Regions from separate parts of the Homo sapiens genome. Here region 1 is linked to region 2. A link is an interaction called in ENCODE POLR2A ChIA-PET data of the cell type or tissue named here. Cell type or tissue: Caco-2. All regions are shown on one strand. Links, peaks and the distances in the headings refer to the core of each region. The heading gives the core; the rest is flanking DNA.

The links. Peaks named below come from ENCODE experiments on the same cell type or tissue, not always from the same donor. Only the 100,000 strongest peaks of a DNase experiment are listed, where the experiment ranks them.
Region 1: POLR2A ChIA-PET joins it to region 2 with 5 read pairs; 8 of 35 experiments call an interaction of 5 or more read pairs at or near these places.

The regions. Positions count from the first base shown.
Region 1 is chr17:17,094,387-17,102,183 of GRCh38, reverse strand. All of the region lies in intron 3 of MPRIP (myosin phosphatase Rho interacting protein), which reads right to left. Among named protein-coding and RNA genes, the nearest start is that of MPRIP, 56 kb to the right of the region's middle. RefSeq lists an enhancer at 5,910-6,496. In Caco-2, for the core only: no CTCF peak of the experiment used is centred there; a DNase peak (open chromatin) is centred at 5,553.
Region 2 is chr17:17,017,276-17,025,072 of GRCh38, reverse strand. No RefSeq gene overlaps it. Among named protein-coding and RNA genes, the nearest start is that of MPRIP, 21 kb to the left of the region's middle. RefSeq lists an enhancer at 4,354-5,301. In Caco-2, for the core only: no CTCF peak of the experiment used is centred there; DNase peaks (open chromatin) are centred at 3,352, 3,712 and 4,752.

The sequences.
Region 1 (7,797 bases), core at 1,204-6,203, 77 kb before region 2:
GGGTGCGGTGGCTCATGCCTGTAATTCCAGCGTTTTGGGAGGCCGAGGCAGGAGGATTGCTTGAGTCCAGGAGTTTGGGACCAGCCTGGGCAACATAGGGAGATCCTGTCTCTATTTTTAAAAAATAAAAAAAATTAAAAAAAAAAATGAAGATAGGAAAGGAAAGCCTAGAAGCCAGAGGACTACACCCACCTGGACGTTTCCTCTTCCTCAGCCCCCAGCTCCCTGCGGGTGACATTTGAGCCAAGGGTAAGCCAGCCCTCTTTTAGGCCAAGCCTGACCTCCTGGACATCAGGATGTAGAGCCAAGGCAGGCAGGCTTTCTGGGCATGGCTTGAAGGCAGCCCATGGCCTGGAAAGGGCACTTGAACTGCAGCTGCCTGAGCAGTCTGCAAACCTGCCACAGGAGCCATAGCAGTACCTACCCTACGGGCCTTTTCCATTCTATTTCTAGAACTCTACCCTCAGGAAACAATTCCCCAGGCAGGAAAATATATACACAACTGAAGTCCTCACTGCTGTCTACACTACTGTTTAATGTTGCTGAAGGTTTTTCTTTGAAGTAACTATATATATATTTTTTTTGTTGTTGTTGTTTAAAAAAAATTTTTTTTGAGATGGAGTTTCACTCTTGTTGCCCAGGCTGGAGTGCAGTGGTGCAATCTCAGCTCACTGCAACCTCTGCCTCCCGAGTTCAAGCGATTCTCCTGCCTCAGCCTCAGCCTGAGTGGCTGGGATTACAGGCGCCTGCCACCATGTCTGGCTAATTTTTGTATTTTTTAGTAGAGATGGGGTTTCATCCTGTTGGCCAGGCTGGTCTCGAACTCCTGACCTCAGGTGATCCACCTGCCTTGGCATCCCAAAGTGCTGGGATTACAGGTGTGGGCCACCAGGCCCGGCCTTTTCTTTCTTAATATCCGGATATAACATTACTGAAATGTTAAACTCTGCTTCTTAACCAGTTGGCAGGTGTCACTGGGCCTGAGACCAGGAAGATACTTTATTGAGGGTGAAGCAAGGCTCTCCCTTGCTCAGAGGGCCACACAAGCATAGCAGGACATGGCAGAAGGTTCCCCTGCCTTCTCCCCAACTCTTAAGATAAATTCCCTGAGTGAAGCAGAAGGGTGGCAGAGAAGACAGGATATAGCGCTCCACTGAGTTCTGGTTTAAATCCACAGTCATCCTAAAAAACTGTTCTTATTCTCCCCATTCTACAGATGAGGAAATTTAGGTTTAGTGAGATTGCAAAACTGTTCAAGGTTAGCTAATGCAGTGGTCCCCAAACTTTTTGGTACCAAGGACCACTTTTGTGGAAGGCAGTTTTTCCAGGGCCACAGGGAATGGATGGATGGTTTCAGGATTATTTAAGCGCATTACATTTACTGTGCACTTTATTTCTATTATTATTACATACTCACCATAATGTAGAATCAATCAGTGGGAGCCCTGAGCTTGTTTTCCTGCAACTAGATGGTGCCATCTGAGGGTGATGGGAGACAGTAACAGATCATCAGGCATTAGACTCTCATAAGGAGCACACAACCTAGACCCCTTGCATGTGCAGTTCAGAACTGGCTTCACGCTCCTATGAAAATCTAATGCTGAAAGAGGTGGAGCTCAGGCAGTAATGCTAGCTCGCCTGCCACTCACCTCCTGCTGTGCAGCCCAGTTCCTAATAAGCCATGGACCTGCCTGGGCACTGGGGACCCCTGAGCCAACAGATGGCAGAACTGAAATACACACACACACACACCAATTCATGTATTTTCTGACAAAGTGCTTGAAGACAGACTAATCCAATTTCGTTTGTTTTGACTGGTTCGACAAGGGGGAAAAAGCCCAGCTTGAAATGAGCTGTGAGTCTGGCCTCTGTACCCTGGACTCACTGGGTCAGCCGTGCCATGCTCTCCAAGCCAGACTGAACTTGGTGATTCAGGAAGGGCATTGAGGCGCTCTGGAAACCTTGGATCTCAAGTCAGAATCTCTTTGGAATGGGGAAGGTAGGCTTCCAAATTAACGTGTTTCCAAGTCAATTCTAAATCTGTACCCTTCTATTCAACCCGCCGTCCAGGACAGCTATAGTGCAGGGTGGAGCCTGGTCAGAGCCACCAAAGGACCTCCAAAAGGTGGGCCTCCCCACCCAGCGCCATCCCAGGAGGAGACCACCACACAAGGATAAGTGTCCCCTTGCCTGCCACGAGTGACATCAGGTGGAGATGTCCCATCTGATTCTTCCTGGAAAACATCTTTTGATCTTTGTGCTTACCTATTTTCACAAAATGTATAATTTTTACAAAATTTGTACAAGACATATGTTAGTTTTATAATTGGGAAAAACACTTGGGACAGCAGACCATTTTCATGGCATCTACTCTCTTGCATATGACCACTCCTCTTGACTTGAGATCAAATCCAATCTTTATATATTTTTTATTGTCTACATTTTTTTTAAAAAAGAGATGGGGTCTCCCTGTCTGTCTCCCAGGCTAGACTGCAGTGGTGCAATCAAGGCTCACTGCAGCCTCCAACTCCCAGGCTCAAGCGATCCTCTGGCCTCAGCCTCCCAAGTAGCTAGGACTATAGGTATGCACCACCACATCCAGCTAATTTTCAAAATTTTTGTAGAGACAGCGGTCTTGCTATGTTGCCCAGGCTGGTCTTGAACTCCTGGCCTCAACTGACTCTCCCACTTTGGCCTCCTGAGTCACTGTGCCTGGCTCTTGTCTACATTTTAGCTACAGGTTTGCTTCACTTTAAGGACTCTTAGTAGGAAAATTCAAAGTTGCAAGAAAAGTGAACCAAAGGAGGACTTTTCACATTTCCTCATGGGTTTTCACAAAAAGCTGTGACCGCCTATTAAGTGAATTTAGATGCAACTCAGTAACCCTATAGGGAGGTGCTGGACCCTACAAGGCTGCAGGACTGGTTGGCCCAGCAAGAGCCTGGAAAGAAGGGGACTGCAGAGGACGGGGAGTGTGTCCAGGGAGGAGGGAGGGAGAAGCAAATGGCTTTCAGCTGGCTCTTCTCGGCTGCTATTTGCAATGTATGTGCCTTTGACATGGCTATTTTTGGGTTTCTGAGTAGGGGAAAATGAAAGAAAAGAAGCCTTTTGCACATCGACCCTTTGCCCTAGCCCACCCTCCTCCCTCCAAAGCCCCTCTAGGGGATGGTGGAAGCAGATCCTTGCGTATTCTTCATCCCCCACCCCACTACCCCCTGCTTTTGGAATATCTGTAGGCCTCACCCACGTGCTTGTCTCTTTATACAGAGCTGGGAAAATGTGGAGATAAATAAAGCCTCTATTAGGCAGGCATCCAATGCTGGGGGGTGGGGCAGGGAGGGGTCTGAGGCTCTGTCCCAATCTAGGAATGCCTGAGAAAGCTCCAGGGGCCTCAGGCAGCCTGGAGGTTGGAGGCTTCCCACAGACTCCTTTTGCCTGTGCTGACCAGGCGTGGCTGGGGCTTGGGAGCCCTGGGAGCCAGCTTCTTTCCCACCGGGGACCCACAGCAGGGCCTGGCTTCTCTTGGCCATCCCATATGCAGAGGGGAGAAAGGGGTTCTTGCTCTTTTCCCCTTCCTTCTTTCTCCTGGATTCCCTCCTCCGAGTGTGGGCCTGCACCGATGCCACGCCAGCCCTCCGGACCCGACAAAGGCAGCCCTACCCTTTCAACTCTGGAAACTCAGCCTTTCGTATTTATTCCGTTCTAATCCTGTCAAGAGAGGGAGATCTCATTTCCTCCCCTAGCCGAGGGTCGGGGGAGAGAAGTGGGCTCTGTGGGGACAGGCCTGGGTGGGAAGAGGCTTGCAGATATTTTTAGAGACATGGGAATTAGGCAGGCAGGGGCCTTCTGGAGCTGGAAACAATTCCAGTCCCAATTCCAAAAGGCCAAATGGGTGGTGGAGAGTGAGGGGCCTTGGAGGTGGAGTGGGCAGGCGCAGGTTCTGGGGAAAGAGGTTGAGGCTGAGCGCTGAGCTCCCTGGAGCTGCTTTACCTTTCTTCCTGCTGCCAGCGGTTTCCTCGCTTATCAAAAGGTGCGTGAATGCCACTACTTGGCATTGGAACCCTGGTGCCTGGCCCCAGCAGGACACCCCCAGCAGCCCACTCTTGGCAGAAGCAGCGCAGGGAGGCAACATGGCAGGTGGATGAAGGCCCATCACCCCCAGCTTCCTTTGCTGCTGGCTCTGGTTTGATAGCAGAAGAATGACACAGGATCTAAAATAAGATTTTTTCAATTATCTGCAGGCTTCCAATGGGTCAGGCTACCTCGGTTCTCAAAGACCACAAACTTAGTCTTAAACATCTGTGTGGTGCCTCACTCAAAAAGCTTCTCTCAATAGCCTCTGGAAAAGTCAGACAAATCTGGGGGTAGGATGTGGAGAAAGGAAAATTGAAAGGAAAGTGAGAGACCCTGGGTGCCTCCTGCTGCTGTTGGGAGTGAGCCAGTTCTGGACAGAGGTAACTATCAGCTGTCTCAAACATGCTTGCACCTCTGCACTGGCAACATTACTTCCAGGAATGTTCTCTGAAGCATCATATTAAAAAAGTAAAAATCTGAAAACAACTTGGATGTCCGAAAGTACAGAATAAAGGAATCAAATACAGCCACCCAATGGAATGGGGTGTAGCTATTAAAGACCATGCATAGAAGGATAGGAAAGGAATTGTGAGATAGAATTTGTTTTGTTTTTTTAAGAGACAGGGTCTCCCTCTGTCACTCAGGCTGGAGTGCAGTAGTGCAATCCTAGCTCACCGCAGCCTGGAACCCCTGGCTTCAAGCGATCCGCCCACCTTGGCCTACCACAGTGTTGGGATTACAGGCATGAACCACCATGCCTGGCCAGAATATTCTTATTAAAAATAACTGGTTTATTTAAAAATTATTGTTTTTAGGTCTTACATAAGCACATAAATACACATCATAAGAGAATAGATACATAACCACAATATGAACCGATTTTTACCTCCGTGTGGGGTTTAATAGGCAATTTTGCTGCATGATTTTGTTTCCCCAAATTTTCACCATGAACTGATTTTACTTCTGACATTAGGTGGGGGAATCACTGCTTCTTCAGCCCCTCTGCTTTGGCTGATCCTGCCTTTTGCATGTGACACTCCCTTCCTGCTCCACACCCCAGAATGTTCCTAGATTGTTCTTCCCCAGGGAGTTGCAAGGCTGCCAGCCTGGCTACGATAGCCGGGCAGGCACGTGTGCCTGTCTCAGTGCTTATGCTCCCTGCGATGGCTGGCCCCTTGGTCTTCCCAGCAGCCGACGAGATTCTAGAAGACAAGGATGCTTTTTCATATTTATTTTCCACCTCTGAGCCCCTCTGAGGCACACAGCAAGGCAGCAATGGGTGAATGAATCCAAGCTCCCTTGTGGTTTCCCCAGGCCCCAAGGAGAGTCACTGGGAAGACATCTGGAGTGAGGAAAAGGAAAATATATTAGTGCTCTGAGGCCCTGGGTAAGGACAGGGCTGAGCCCCAGATCTGCCTGATGGTATTGCTCAAGGCAGCCGGAGTATCAGCTGTGGAACCTGCCCAGTCAACAACAAGGGTCTTATTGTTAGTCCCAGGTAGGTGATTGGGCCCCATCAGTAAATGGCCTTATTCACCAGAGGGAAATGAGATAAACTGTCTCCTCTCCCTCCAACCTTTCTGGAACAACAGTCATCATTAACCCTTGGGTTTCCAACCAGAAGAATCTGGAATTTCAACTATTTATGAAAGTATCTTTTCCTCATAAAATTTTCTCCAAGGTACTGGAGCAAATTATAGATGGTACATTTAATGCAGGATGCCAACACACACAGGTCCCCTGGCAGGCATGTGCATTGACTCTGAGACACACACACACACACACACACACACACACACACACACACACACACACACACACCCTGCACACACACACACCCTGCCAAGCACAAAGAGCTACACAGGCCCAGACCAACAATATGACCCACACAGGGGACAGTGTGGGAAAGGACAGGGAACAGTGGCATGGAAACAGGTGGGTACAAGGCAGGCACGATATGCCCATGATGGACACCAACACGTGTCGACAGGCTGCGGGCCAGTTCCTGACACACAGAGGGGCCTCCAGTTAAACACAGGTGACTTAACACACCAGAATGTTCAATTGCCTGCTAAAACCCTAATTAATATGACCATAAAGTGTGTGTGGGGGGGAGGTATAAACTCTCAAGGATGAAAAGCTGGAGAGGAGACAAGAGCAGATATAAGATATCAAGTAAACTTTGAGTGGGAAGTGGCTGGATACATGGAAAGTGGCCTGGTGGCATGGAAGAAGCTTCCTGAGGACAGCTAGGAGGAGGCAGGCTGGCACTGCTGCAGACACCAGAAAGCTCAGGGCCTGGGGGCAGAGGGGACTCCAACAGCAGGGGCAGGGCTGAGAGCAGGAGAACTGATCAGCACCCGTACAAGGGCAGGCAGATCCCAGGGCTTGGCTCTGGCCAGAGAATCCTATATACTGACCAGCACGGAGGGTTGCCCTAGGAGGGCCCCTAGAGTCAGGGGCAGCAGGCACAGCTGAGGGGGCAGGGGAAGTAGGGGTGAAGGACTAACAGCAGGAAAAGTCCAAGAAAGTCTGCATCCTAAAAGTTGAGTCCCTCATCCCAAGCCCTTCTGCTGCCCACAGGTCTTCCTAGATTGGAGATGAGAGAATTCCTATCAGGGGAAACCAACAAGCCCAAGAGAAAGACCTCCTAAAACTGTCATTCTCCATGTAATGGAGACGAGAGGGCTCGTACGTGCGGACATTCTAGGGTCTCTCCCAAAACAAACTGGTGCCCTGCCTGCCTGTCCTTCTAAGGCAAAGCCTGCCAGTCGATATTCCTACACGCACCCCATATACACACACAGCCTCCTTCTGAAGGGTCGCCACTCATTCGAGAAAGCCCAAGACCATAACAAACAGAAAGGGAACTAGGAGAATGAAAGTCAGACCAGAGACAGAATACAACTTCAAAATAACTGAAATGATTAGAGAAAGTACTGCACCCATGAAACACAAACAGGATGCTACAAAAGAGGACACACGGAAAACAAAAAACAAGCTCTAAGAAATTAACAATTCAATAGGTGGAATCAGACCCCAACAGAAGGGTTAGAAGGCAAGGTTAATGTGATCTCAGGCAAAACGAAGCCACAGAAAAAGACAATAAACTTAGAGAATCGAGTCAGAAGGAGTAATAGCCAAATAACAGGAGTTTCAGAAGTAAAGACCAGGAAAAATTTTAAAAAAAAATTACCAGGATGGGCACAGTGGCTCACTCCTGTAATCACAGCACTTTGGGAGGCCAAGGTGGGCAGATTGCTTGAGTCCAGGAGCTTGAGGCTGGCCTGGGAAACATGGCGATACCCCCATCTCTACCAAAAATACCAAAATTAGCCAGGCATGGTGGCACATACCTGTAGTCCCAGCTACCTGGGAGGCTGAAGCAGGAGAATCATTTGAACCTGGGAGGCGGAGGTTGCAGTGAGCCAACATTGTGCTACTGTACCTGGGTGACAGAGCGAGACTCCATTAAAAAAAAAAAAAAAGACAGTGAAGAGAGGAGAGGGATGAGTTAAAAAAGAAAGAAATTACCAGAGGAAGAAAATATAAGACACACTCTGGACTAGAAGGTCAGAACTTCCCACACTGAAATATACACAAGCCTCTAGCTTAATAAAACAAAACAAATCCACACCAAGGCATATCTTCATGAAATTTTAGAACTCAAGGGATAAAGAGAAGCTCCTGAAAGTTTTCGGAAGGAAAATTCAGTTTATTTGC
Region 2 (7,797 bases), core at 1,028-6,027:
AGGGGGCTGGCTTTCAGCAGGACCATGTGGTTGGCCCTGACCCAAGGGAGAGGGGCCTACCCATGTGGGGCATGGGGGATGGAGTCAAGTACTTCCCAACAAGCCTGGCTGGAGCCCTGCTCGAGGAATGGGGTGCCTCAGGGTCTCCTGCTTCCCACCTGCCCTGACCTCTGGCACCAGGCTCTGTCCTTACTAATAGCCTCTGGACAGCAGGCGGAAGCCCAGAGCTGTGTGGCCTTCCCCGAGCTCTCCGAGGCCTGCCGTGGCTCCCCCTGCCCCTACAGTTTCTGCCTGTGCTTTGTACTTGGGATCTCGGGGGCTTCGTGGCACCAAGGGCCTACCAGGCTTTTCGGGAATTTAGCACTGGGGGCCACAGGGCATAGGGTAGGTAGGATCAGGCACCCAGGCGGGGAAAAGAGCCCTCTCGGACGGCCAGGAAGATGCTGCCAGCCTGGATCCCAATGTCGCGGACGCTCTCAGTTCATCCTTCTTGCCACGAATCCCCCAAATGGCATCAGTAGCCACAGCAACAGGAGCAATAATTATCTCTCTCTATGTGGAGATGGGCTCTTTACAGAGGTCATCAAGTTAAACTGACGTCAGTAGTGTGAGCCCTTATCCAGCATGACCCGTGCCCTCATAAAAAGGGGAAATTTGGGTCCGGGCATGGTGGCTCACGCCTGTAATCCCAGCACTTTGGGAGGCCAAGGCGAGCAGATCACAAGGTCAGGAGTTCCAGATCAGTCTGGCCAATATGGTGAAACCCCGTCTCTACTAAAAATACAAAAATTACCTGGGCGTGGTGGCGGGTGCCTGTAGTCCCAGCTACTCGGGAGGCTGAGGCAGGAGAATCACTTGAACCCGGGAGGCGGAGGTTGCAGTGAAGCCAAGATTGTGCCACTGCACTCCACCCTGGGCAACAGAGCAAGACTCCATCTCAAAGAAAAAAAAAAAAAGGTGGGGGGGAATTTGGACCCAGAGATGTGCATAGAGGGAAGACAAGGAGAAGAGACATGGGGGGAAGACAGCGCTACCGTGCCAAGGAGACAGTCCCAGAACAGAGCCTTCCTGCACAGCCCTCAGAAGGCCCTGTCCACAGACACCTTGATCTGGGACTTACAGCCCCCAGAACTCTGAGAAAATTGCTTGTTTTAGCCACCCAGTCCATGGTATTTTGCCACAGCAGCCCTAGTAGACTAATGCACATTTTTATTGCGATACAGTCCACTCGCCAGGCGTGGTGGCTCATGCCTGTAATCCCAGCACTTTGGGAGGTCAAGGCAGGTGGATCACTTGAAGTCAGGAGTTTGAGATCAGCCTGGCCAACATGGTGAAACCCTGTCTCTACTAAAAATACAAAATTAACTCGGGTGTGGTAGTGGGTGCCTATAGTCCCAGCTACTCAGGGGGCAGAGGTGAGAGAATCGCTTGAACCCAGGAGACAGAGGTTGCAGTGGGCCTAGATTGTAACATCGCACTCCAGCCTGGGTGACAGAGAGAGACTCCATCTTAAAAAAAAAAAAAAAAAGAGAGAGAGAGAGATACAATCCCCATGCCAGAAAATTCATTCATTTAAATTGTACAATTCAGTGATTTTTTATTCTAGTAAAATAGTTGTGCATCCATCACCATGACCTAAGTTTAAAAGATTTTCTTCACCCCAAAAGGAAGCCCTGTACCCACTAAGTGGTCACTCCCCATCCCCTCCCCGCAGCCCCTGGTAGACACTCGCCTGCTTTCTGTCTCCACGGATTTGCCTGAGCTGGACATTTCAATACATGGGATCAGACAATCTGCAGCATTTTGTGTCTGATTCCTTCACTCAGCATCATGTCTTCGAGGCTCATGCACACCATGGCAAGTCCACACATCATTCCTGTCTGCGACTGAATAACAGTCCATTGTACTGATGATCCGTTCATCAATTGCTGTGTCATACAATTTTGTTTTAAAAGGAGGATCTGAAGCATGGCAAATGTTCACATGTGTTAAATCCAAGTGGTGAGAACATGGATATTTGGTATTTTTCCTTATATTTTTCTGGATGTTTGAAAGGTTTTATAATTTTTATGTTAATAAATATCATTTCAAAATATGTATTGAAGGAGAAAGAGGAATCTCCAGGCGCAGAAGGGAGGGGAGTTGTTGACATGCTAAAGAAAAAGATGGGTCTGGTATTAGGAAAACAGCAAAGGATTCCTGAACCTTCTTTCTTGACTTCCTGTTCCGAGTGTCACAGGGACAGGGATGTTACTTAGCAGCCTCAGCCTATGAGCCCCACAAGGGTGGGGACCAGTCTGTGGTATTCTCAGCTCCCTTCCCAGCAGGGCCTGGCCCAGAGGCAGTGCTCAGGGAAGGTGTGGGATATTCCCTGAGAGTGGGAAGGGGCCACCAGGCTGCTGGGTTGGACCTGGCTCCCCAGCCACTGCAGCCTTCCCCTCTCCCAGCCAGCAGGCTCAGCTCCAGCCCCAGCCCCACTTCAGTAACCGCCACGCGCATTGATGGGGAACTCACTGCCTTAGGAGGTGGTCACCCCACTGCTGACCACCAGGGAGGGGCGCCCATAGCCCCTTCTACTTGAGAGATAGTCCAGTGGCAAGCCCAAGGTGAAAGGCTCAGAGGACAGATGTGTCTGGGGACATGGAGTGGTCTCACCTGTCGCCACTGACCCTGTGCCTGGTACTGGTCCTGGGCTTTCCTTGTGTTTCATTCTCCCAACAGCTGCAAGAGAAGGACTCTAATGATCCCATGGAAAGATGGGCTCCAAGGGGCACAGTGCTGGCCAGATGTCCCATGGCCAGGACCCGAGCTCATTCTGCACACCATGCCCTCCTTATTAACTCATCACACCCAGCAGCAGACCCAAGGCCCTGGGACTGAGACCTGCCTCTGCCCAGGGACTCCCAAGCTCACCTGGTCATCAAGCCTCCACTGCCCTAGCCCGGGGTGGGTTGCCTGCATGGCACCCCGGGCAAGGAAGATCTGGGCCTACCGGATGAGCTAGGTCTGTCAGCCCTTTTGTTTATAGAAGCTTTTGGGGGGCCTTGTGGCCAGGTGTTGAAACAAAGGTGTCTGTGTCTCCATAAGTCCATTTGGATTTCATCCTACTTGCGTAGGATGAAAAATCTACATTTTTCACCCAAGATGATGCCTTATCTGGCAAACACTGTGCCGTGATGGGTTTATAGGCGCTGTGGCTGAAAGGCAACCCTAGCCCTAAAGGAGAGGCTGTTTCAGATTCCCCTGTGAGCTGGAAGTGGTGGGAGGAGAGCAGGCTTCCTTATCCCAGTGTCATGACCAGGCCAGGCCAGCCCTGCACCCTCTTCACCAAGGTCCTGCCTAGCTCTGCTCCGGGGCAGGCTGAGCTGGGAAACAAGTCAGTAAGTCCATAGTACAGCTGGGGGCCCCTCCTTCAGTGAAAAGGCACAATCGTGCTTCTCAGGAACCAGCTTCAGATGGAGCCCAGAGGGGTGGGAGGGAGGGGACTGGTCTCCCCTCCTACCACACTGGCATTCTTTCCTCAAAACCTTGCAAAATATGACTGTGCGGCTCCCTGCTGTGGCACGGCACTTGTGGCATCATCGAAATGCCAGTAGGGGCTGGCACCGGGCTGCCCACGGCCCCAGCAGGCACTGTCCCCGCTCCCCTGGGCTATGAGGAGCTAAGCGGGTGGGCCCCTCCCACTTCGTCTGAGGCCCAAGAATGCTGTCATCTGGCCACCCACAGCTTTATCAGTGTGGCCTTTCTCAGGATTGCTGGGACAAAGGGCGTGGGTGTTTTCAGGACTCCGGCGGATTCTGGGAATGTCTCTGCCTTCCCAAATCGCCAGTTCCCGGAGGAGGACAGGACCCTCACCCACCTCCTCACTAAAGGAGAAACTGAGGCCCAGAGCAGGGTAGGGACTTGTCTGAGGTCATGCCTGCTTTGTTGGTGAGAATCGGACCTTACTTACCATTTCTGGGTCACAGGCTCCTTTGACAATGTGAAGGAAATTCTAGACCCATTACTCCAATGCCCAAGGGCCAGGCCTGCGGTGTTGATGGCTGGCATGGTCTGCTCGGCATGGGATTTGTCTGGAGCCCATGTCCCCCACCTCTGGCTCACTGTGGCCCTGCAGGGCACCCGGTCGTCCAGTGTTTCAGAGGAGCCAAAGAGCCATCTTTCTGTGTGAAAGCTACTCATGTTCAAATGTTGGCAATGCATTAAAAATGTAAAACTAGACCGGGCACGGTGGCTCACGCCTGTAATCCCAGCACTTTGGGAGGCCAAGGCAGGCGTATTACGAGGTCAGCAGATCGAGACCATCCTGGTTAACATGGTGAGACCCTGTCTCTACTAACAATACAAAAAAATTAGCCGGGTGTGGTGGCGGGTGCCTGTAGTCCCAGCTACTCGGGAGGCTGAGGCAGGAGAATGGCGTGAACCTGGGAGGCGGAGCTTGTAGTGAGCTGAGATGGCGCCACTGCACTCCAGCCTGGGCAACAGAGTGAGACTCCGTCTCAAAAAAAAAAAAAAAAAAAAGGTAAAACTATATATTATGTCAGCCCAATTAAACATCTGTGGGCCAGATGCGGGCTGAGGACCACCAGAATGGGACCCTTGCTCTCGATCCTCTTCCTGTGAAAAAGCGCACACCATAGCATGGGCCTGGGAAGCTCATCACCCAGGCAAGAGGCCTGTCACCTGAAGCTGGTGGCCATGCGGTTTCCGTGACAGGCACTGGTGGAGTTGACAGAGTTCTGGACAAGGAGTCGCAGGCTGGCCGTCAGGCTGGCTTGCCCAGACTTGCCATGAGGAACTCCACAAGCATCTCTTTCCAGTTGAAGAGCCTGGAGCCCAGAGTGGCCGAACAAGCTGGCCAGGCCCCCCGCCGAAGGAGTCAGGGAGCTGGGAGGAGGTGAGGTCAGAGCGGAGGTGGCTCATCACTCCGGGCCGTGGCTTGAGGAAGCAGAAGAGGGTGGGATCCAACTTTGTTCCTGCACTTGGCCCTTAATTTGTTGAAGCTCAGTGGTCAGTTCACATCGGGGGTCAGAGTGACTCTGGGGTGCGAGATGACTAAGTACCCACAGGGCCCAGGCTGGGGACACAGCCTTCCCAAGGAGTCAGACACAGCCAATTCTCACTCCTGGACAGGGAGGTGAGCACAACATACCAATAACAAGCTCTGGGGACCCTGGATAGGGGGCTGGGCCGCCTGGCCTTTCGCCTGCTGCCCAGTTGTGTGTGAGAGGCAGTAATCACCTCCCTGGTTCAATTTCCTTCTCCCTTCCCACCCAAAGTTTCTTACCTGACAGATTGGGGGCAGTGTGGGGTGGTGAGAAGAGAGCAGTCTGGGACCAGGTGCACCTGTCTAGGTACAATTCTGGGCCAAGGGACCTTGGGCCATTCCCTTCCCTTCTCTGAACCTGTTTCCTGAAGTGTTAAGTGAAAAGGGGCAGTGGAGAGTGGGGCACGAGGTCACCAATGGAAAGCCACGTCTGGGCCACTTCACGCCCTCTCCCCTTCCCAGGTGCCCTGCAGTGAAAATGGTCACATCCCAGCTGTCGCTCTCCCTTCCTGTGGTCCAGATCCCAAGTCCTGACTGCAGAGTCTGCTAAAAACACAAATCGAGTCTGGCCACCTTCCACCTCACCCTCTCCTCTTGGCTCCTCCATGCCCCCAGAACCACACTTGGTTGCCCCCATGGCTTCCTGGCCCTGAGGCCTGCTCCCCACCCCCGCTGCCATGTCCTTTCTCCCCACTGCCAGCCTCTGTTCAGGACCTCAAAATCCTCATTCTTTCCTGCCTCGGGACCTTTGCACTCACCATGCCCCAACCCAAGCTAGTCTTTGTAGTCCGCCCCCTCCAAGCCACCTTCCCCACTCCCCCAAAACAACCTCCTCTGTCCTTGGCCCTCAGAGCTGCCCATGGAGCTGCCACCATCCCCCTGCCTTGAGTTCCCATCTCCCTGTGTGCCCACTTGGTTCTCATCTGCCCCCTGCCCCACCAGGATGGAAGATCCATCAGATTAGGCAGCAGACCCCTCCTGCCCGTCCCATGTCCCCAGCTGAACTGGAATGTTCAGCAACCATGAATGAATTCTGGAATCTATATTGGGCCTTAGACAGGCCAAACACTCTGTCCTGGGCTGTGGCCCTGGGCAAGTCTGGTGTGAGCCCTGTCTAGGGAGGGGCCCTGGAGGGGGAAAGCTGCCTGATGGTCCTCGCCTGAGGACACCTGCCCCTGAGCGTGGATATGGGCCCTGAAGCTCTGTACCCGGCCAGACAGGTTCGACAGGATTGCTGTGGACAGAACTCACTCAGCCTCTGTTCAGAACAGCGTGTCCCTCACCTGCGGGAGGTCTGAGGGCTCCTGGCCCAGGAGGTCTGGCTGAGCCTCTCTCTCCCTGGCCTGGGGACTCTTCCTCAGCCTCCCTGGCCTTCAGGGCCCACCTCACCATCCTCCAACAACACCTACCAGGAGTCTGCGATGCACAGGGGCTCTGCCTGGAGTTGGGGGTTCAGCGGTGAGCAGGAAGGATGGATCCCAACCTTTTGTGGGAGTCATAGTTCAGGAACATCAGGTGACATCGAGTGGCTAGGGCCTGAGAGTGGGGATACATGTATGTCTCTGGGAAGAGCCCTGGCTATGGTGGGCTCCCCCGACCTGAGAGGAGGATCTGAGCGTATGTGGAGGGGTCCAGAAAACACCAGTTGCTGAGTCAGGAAATGAGGCAGGAAGTGAGGCAGGCAAGAGAAAGAGCCGAGGCAGGCTGTGCCAGGGAGCACTCTGGGCACCTGAACCTCCATCCCTGGGGGAGGATCCCTTCCTGGCGGGGTGGAGGGGGTGACAGGGAGCGCTGTGGGCACATGGAGCTCCCTCCCTGGGGGAGCAGAACATACCTCAGAGGCTCCCCAGCCCGGCCAGCCAGCTGGGGTGTTGAACCCAACTCTCACGGGCATTGGCTGCCAGCAGTTCTGGGTTGATGGTGATGGAGCTGGTTCTGCGGTTCCCCGTGGGGTGCAATGTGTCGCAGAGAAAGCCCCAGGCAGCCAGAAGCACGGCCCATATCCTTGTGGCCGGGCCTGGGGTGTGGGTACTGGGAAAGCTTCTGCCACAATCTCTAAGGCCCTTTTCATGGCCATGGAAGGAGTGCTCACTCCCACATAGTCACATCTCTCACCCAGTGCCACGGCCTGCCTGCTAGAAACACCATGGCCACCACAGTGTTCCCAGGTACACTCAGAATAAAAGCCTGTCAGACCAACGAGCAGGATCCCACCTGTGTCCAAGCCATCCTGCCTGACTGCTTTGGCTCACTCTCTCTGTCCCAGCCAGTCTGGAGCCACACTTTATTGCAGCGCTTCGGCTCCTTCCAACTGCACGGCCTTCCCTGGGCCACTTCCCCTGCCTAGAAGGCTCTTTGCCCATTGTTTCCATTTCTGCCAGGTCTTGGTTACATGGTCTTGGTTGGAGGATGGTCTCTCTGATCGACACCCCTGCCCGTGGGACCCTCTCCCTGTGGCCTCCATGCTCAAAATGCTCATTCTCACCTGCCTCAGGGCCTTTGCACTTGCCATGCCCCAACCCAAGCTAGTCTTTCCAGGCCATCTTCTCCAAGCCACCTCCCCACTTCCCCAAACAGGCTCCTCTGTCCTTGGCCTACAGGGCAGCTATGGTTGCCTTTGCATGTGGAGTTGGTGCTCACTATGGCACAGCCCTGCCTGTAAGCTGGGGAATCCAGCCATTGAGGAGTGCTTGCCAAGAGAAAGAACGAACCCTCAACAGTGATTCAGAAAGGGTCTCCTGGACCCACAT